2 separate regions of the Mus musculus genome follow, and region 2 is linked to region 1. A link is a contact called in ENCODE Hi-C or POLR2A ChIA-PET data. All regions are on one chromosome and are shown on one strand. The core of a region is the stretch at or near the end of the contact, and the rest is flanking DNA. Distances in the headings are between cores, read along the strand shown. Region 1 has its middle 24 kb from the start of Ankrd28. Region 2 has its middle 12 kb from the start of Gm41125.

Region 1 (2,700 bases), core at 8-2,507:
CGGGTCTTTCTTCCGGCTTCCAGGCTTCTAAACAGGTTCAGAAACAGGTTTCTCTTTTCCCAAGGGGAAATTGGTCCTGTGGTCTCTGAGAAACCAGAATAGAATAAAATGGGATGTACACTTGACAGCCAGCAGCAGCAGAGAGGAGATGGCTGAGCCTGTAAACACCAGCCATGCAAATAAGTTCATTAATTCTACAATGTGCAGCGACTGCGCTGGTACAACCTACATTGCTACAGCAGAGCAGTAAATCTGGCCTGCTGTTTGGAGAAGAGCTAATGGGGGGGGGGGCGGGACATTAACTTTTTACCAAGCACAGTAACATGAGTAACATTCTACATTACCAGTCAGCTGATGGCAATCTTACAGTTTAACCTGGAACTTTTTTTCTTTCTTTCAGGACACTGTACTTTGTGTGGGTAAAAACAGGCATGTATATAACAGATGAGTGTTAGTCAGCATACTTTTAAAAGTACATAACTAGCTACTTTGGTAACAAATATGCTTACTTGCAGTGAAAATTATAATTACAGTTTGACACAGCAGGAAGGAAGTATTGTTGATTATTTTGCTTTGCTTTTTTGGTTTTGGTTTTTTAAGTTCCTTGCTTGTTATGCCCTAATTTGGGAGGGCAGTGGATGGGTGTCAGTCCCCACCCCTATACACACACCTGGGTCCTAGGATAAGCCTAAATAGGCCTAAGGCAATCCCAGTGGGCTGTTCCCTGGCTAGAGCTGTGTCAAGAATGGATGTTCTAGAATGCCTGCTGCCGGTGTGGTATCATGACCTTCCTTCCTAGAGTCACCATCCCTGTCCTTTTCCAGGTCTATGCTCATGAGAGCAACTGAGGCAAATACAGAAATTGGAAAAACACTTCCTCAGGGAACAGTTGTAGCTATATGGGCAGATGCAGGGTTTCTAGCAACTTCCTGGAACAGACTTAAGGATATGTACACCTAAGTCTTTCATCCTGAGGTCTGCTGAGGTTGAGTTTCTCAGCTCTGTTCTCCCACACCCCTCTCTCCCAGCAGCCAAGGCTGAGTCTATGTTAAACCCTTTACACCCAGAATGCACAGGGCGACTTGAGAGTGTTCTATTCTGATCCCTTGATGCCATCTATCTATGGTGTTTGGGGGATGCAGTTCTAGCCAATAAGAGGTGAGGGGTGGTGTGCTGGAGGGCTTCTTCTTAGTCTTGAGGAGGCTCTAGAAAAGCAGCTCTTGTCTGCATTTGATGCCCGGGACAGCTGTCATGATTTCCTGCCAGCCTGAAATAGAGCCAGTATGCAAATGGAAGGCAGAGCCAGGAGAAATGCCCAGAAAGAGGAGGCAGAGTCCTGAGGTATCTGTACCCAGCAGCTTTATAACTGACACGGACTTATGTCTCAGGCAGGGGAAGATTTGAGACAGTCTGCTGTCGGCTGCCATACTTCCCAGAGAAATATCATATAGCAACCCTACCTGTGCTATTCTCCAGGCAAATGAATACCCAGAAAATCTCAAGTGCAGCCCCCAGCACTGACAGAGCTTTGTGAGTTATTGCTTTGTATTGCAGACATGTCTATAATACTGTAACTTTTATCATGTCTTTGAACCCTAGTTATACTTTACACTCCTAGCGCTTAAGTGTTGGGATAGTCCTGCTATTTTGAATTTCATCTTGTCTTGCCAACAACCAGACAGCTTTCATTTTGCATGGTAACACATAATCACCAAAATGGCAATGCGAACTGAGCTGGTGCAAAGCAATCTTAATAATTAGTAGGTGGTGCACGCCTGTAATCCCAGTGCCCAAGATGGCTAAAACAGGACGATTATAAATGAAAGACTAGCTCTGGGCTACATATCATGACTCTGGCTCAAAAAGGATAGTAAAATATCAAAACCTTTTTTCTGCATCATGAATACACAGGGATAATTTTTAAAGCAAGGCTGATATTTAATAATTTAGACTGAGAACACTAGAAGCATTGATAAAATATTCTTATTTCCTTGTTTAAAAAGTCTCACCAGGAGTAGCTCGATCGGTGCTTACCTTCAGAGCACTTCCCGTGCTTTGACACATCATCAGACCCTTTCTAAGCTTGAGTTCACTCCCAACACTTTGTGATTGGACCCATCCAGACAATGTGAGACTGTCTCCCCACCTCTGCATCTCTAACTTAAGTCAATGTTGGGATGTCCTTTATGCCCGGCGAAGTGACATACAGGATGAACAACAGTGAGATCAGAGTGGACAGCTCTAGGGAAGCCGGTATTCTGCTTACTCTAACTGCTTAAACAGAAGACAGAGAACTGAACACATCTGTTTGTCCTTCCTTTTTCCTCCCTGGTAGGATTGTGTTTTCATAGTCACCTTAGTCCATAAAGCAACATAACTATGCAGTAAAAATGGCCAAACGATAGAAGAGACTTACATTCTTCATTCTTAGCAGCCTTGGTATCACCATGAACTCAAGGTTTACCTTCCTCTGCAGGGTTTTTAAATTTTTAGTATTATTATTTTCTGTTCTGTGTATGTGTGCATGTGTGTATAAGATGTATATGACTGTGGGTGGGCACATGGCTGCCAGGGCACACATGTGGAGACCAGAGAAGAACTTTTGGGAGTCAGTTCTCTCAGCCTTTTTGAGGAGGGGGAGTCTCTGTGTTTAAGCCTTGCTGTTTATGTCCACCCAGCTGGTCGGCTTCGGGTGATCTT
Region 2 (2,700 bases), core at 19-2,518, 100 kb before region 1:
TGAGTGGAAGAGTCTCTGAATCAGTGCACAGCTAAGAAATCCACAGAGTCCCCAGGACTGGCATAGAGGCCAGGAGCCTTTAGAATGAAAAGCATGCTAACTTATACTGCGGTGGGGCGTTGGTCTTAAAGCAGGAGTCATCCGCCCCCCCCCCCCCAAATCCCTGGGAACCTCTGAGAGTCTTAGCTTTTCAAGGCTAGCTCTGTGCCTCCCACAGAAGGTTCCTATGCTGTGCTAAGAAGTTTACAGACCTTCTACTGTGGGCTAGCACTTTCCATGGTGAGCTGAGATAAAGATGAAGAATATAAGATAAAATTATTATCCATATTCCCTTTAAAGCCCTTTAAATTAGTCTGGAAAGATAATTTAGCTGCTATGGTGCTGGTCATGTGAGTGTGAGCATCTATATTTAAAAACTGGGCATGGTGGCTTGAGACAGTCTTCGTTCCTCTCCCTCCTGGTCCTCTCAGGTGTACTGCCTGACAGCTCATCCGCCTGCCTGCAGCATCTCCTCTACCTGGAAATTTCCCAGGGGCCATTTACAACAAACAAGATCCAAGTTCATATGATCACTCTCCGGTGTCCAGTCATATCCACGTATTGTTTTAATAAACAAATATTGAAAAACATATTCTGGACCTGCTTGTATTATACACATACAGAACCTGTGCAAACTGAGCAGACTTAGCAAGAACAACAAAAACCCACCCCCCTCAAGCCCTCACAGGCCGCAGACAACACTAAATCCACATCCACCCGACAGCATTGGTGATAGAGTCAGTGAACGGATGCCTCTCCTGGCCTGGGATGTGACCGTGTCCTCAGTGGGTCTCACATCGTACAAAAGGCTCTCAAAATACAGTGCATTTCTGTGCTTCTGGGTAATTTGAAGGACTTTTTATTGTGTGTGTCCATGTGCATGTGTATGTTTCTGTGCATACAAGTGCATTTACTCATGTGTGAGCATGTATGAAGACCAGAGGTCAACCTCAAGTGTCGTTCCTCAGTTATTCTCTCTCTCTCTCTCTCCCTCTCTCTCTCTCTCTCTGTGTGAGCATACACATACTCTCTCTCTCTCTTTTGAGACAGAATCTCACTATGAACCTTTGGCTGCCCTAGAACTTGCGGCATACACCAGGCTGGCCTTGAACTCTCCACCTTGTGTTTTGAGACAGGGTCTCCCACTGGCCTTCTGCTCACAAAGTAGACTAGGCTGTTTGGCTATCAAGGCCCATGGATCCCCTGTCACCACCTCCCTGGCACTGCCATACGTTCATGCCCACCGACCAAGAGGGCTACACCAGCTTTCAGCTTGCTCTCAAGCTAGGACACGGGGGTGGGGCTGTTGTTATTTAGCTCTCTGATTCGGATCTAGCTTTTGCAGTTCCCTGGGCATTTTTCATTTTCTGGCTGTTTGTGTGCTCCACTGCCTACAGTTCTCAAAGCACTCCCAGGAGACAAAGGACATCATGCCACCCATTTGTCAGATTTGGAAACTAACACTTTTCAGATTCGAAGTCTTATCTGAGATCAGACACGCTGGGTAATAGAGAGAGCTGGAGGCAGAACCCAAACTTTTCAACTTGAATTCTAAATTCAAAATATTCAAATGTTTCAATTTATTAAAATGTTGAATACCATCGTGCTTTCTTGGAAGGGTTTGCTTAAAATCATTGTCTGAAACTGAGGCTCATGTGACCAGTAGACTTCCCTTTCAGACCTAAAATAATCTTGCAATCCACAGCCTACAGTTCTAGAGGGATAGAATTGACTAGACTCTGTTCTTCTGTTGCCCTCTGGTGGCCACTGCACAAATAACACATCACAGAGTCGCAGGGCAAAGTCAAATGCGGCTCTCTGGATGTGAAACTGAGAATGGCAGCCGGTGATGGCTGGACAGCCTGAGCTACATAGTGAGACCCATGTCAAAAAAAAAAGTTATTTTAAAAATAAAGCCAGAAGATAAAGCAGGACCCTCAAGGGTCATAGATAATTAAATGGTAGGTGACTACAAAATCCCGGGAACAACATCTAACAGGCATATGTAGAAAATGCACACAGCCCAGGTGTCTTGCTCTCTCTCATCAGGAGAAAGGGCCCAAATTGAGCTCTGAAGGGCAAGCCAGGCTATGTGTGTGTGTGTGTGTGTGTGTGTGTGTGTGTGTGTGTGCACGTGCGCACGCAGAGGTTAGGAATTCAGGGACCTGTCAAAACGCATGGTGACTGCACCGGAATTCTGAACATAAGACTTGAGGGGAAGGGGTAGGGGAGGCTAAAATCCAAATGTCCAAATGTGGTTGGATCTGATAAGAAAAGGATTTTGTGTCACAGATGCATTTAAGATTGTCCCTAAGCTAATATTACCAAATTTTAAAGGATGTTATCAATAAAAATATTTAACTATCCATCCTTTATGTTTATTTATATATTTTATTTTTATATATTTTATTTTGTGTCTGTGGTATGTATGTGTGTATGTGTGTGTGTAATGTGTATATATGTGTGTGTTTGTGTGTATAAATGTGTGTGAGTGTGTGTGCATGTATGAGTGTGTGTGGTGTATGTGTGTGTGTGGACATGTGTGTAATGTGTGTATATGTGTGTGTGTTTGTGTGTGTGTGTGCATGTATGAGTGTGTGTGTGTACATGTGTGTAATGTGTGTGTGTAGCTCAGAAGACAGTTTCTGTGAGTAGTTCTCT

Evidence for each region. A loop is a pair of places that touch in the nucleus more often than their neighbours do. ChIA-PET counts read pairs that join two places held with the same protein, here RNA polymerase II (POLR2A).
Region 2: a map of left cerebral cortex shows a loop between it and region 1 (2.3-fold over the local background). The contact joins two enhancer-like sites. A Hi-C loop is called at or near these places in 1 of 37 maps with a recorded cell type or tissue (left cerebral cortex). POLR2A ChIA-PET finds 5 or more read pairs at or near these places in 1 of 5 experiments (Patski).

The regions. Positions count from the first base shown.
Region 1 is chr14:31,853,388-31,856,087 of GRCm38, reverse strand. No RefSeq gene overlaps it. Among named protein-coding and RNA genes, the nearest start is that of Ankrd28, 24 kb to the right of the region's middle. Within about 2 kb of position 1,257, at least 2 of the 3 ENCODE cell types and tissues checked have a DNase peak (open chromatin) inside an H3K27ac peak, as active enhancers do.
Region 2 is chr14:31,954,210-31,956,909 of GRCm38, reverse strand. No RefSeq gene overlaps it. Among named protein-coding and RNA genes, the nearest start is that of Gm41125, 12 kb to the right of the region's middle. Within about 2 kb of position 1,268, at least 1 of the 3 ENCODE cell types and tissues checked has a DNase peak (open chromatin) inside an H3K27ac peak, as active enhancers do.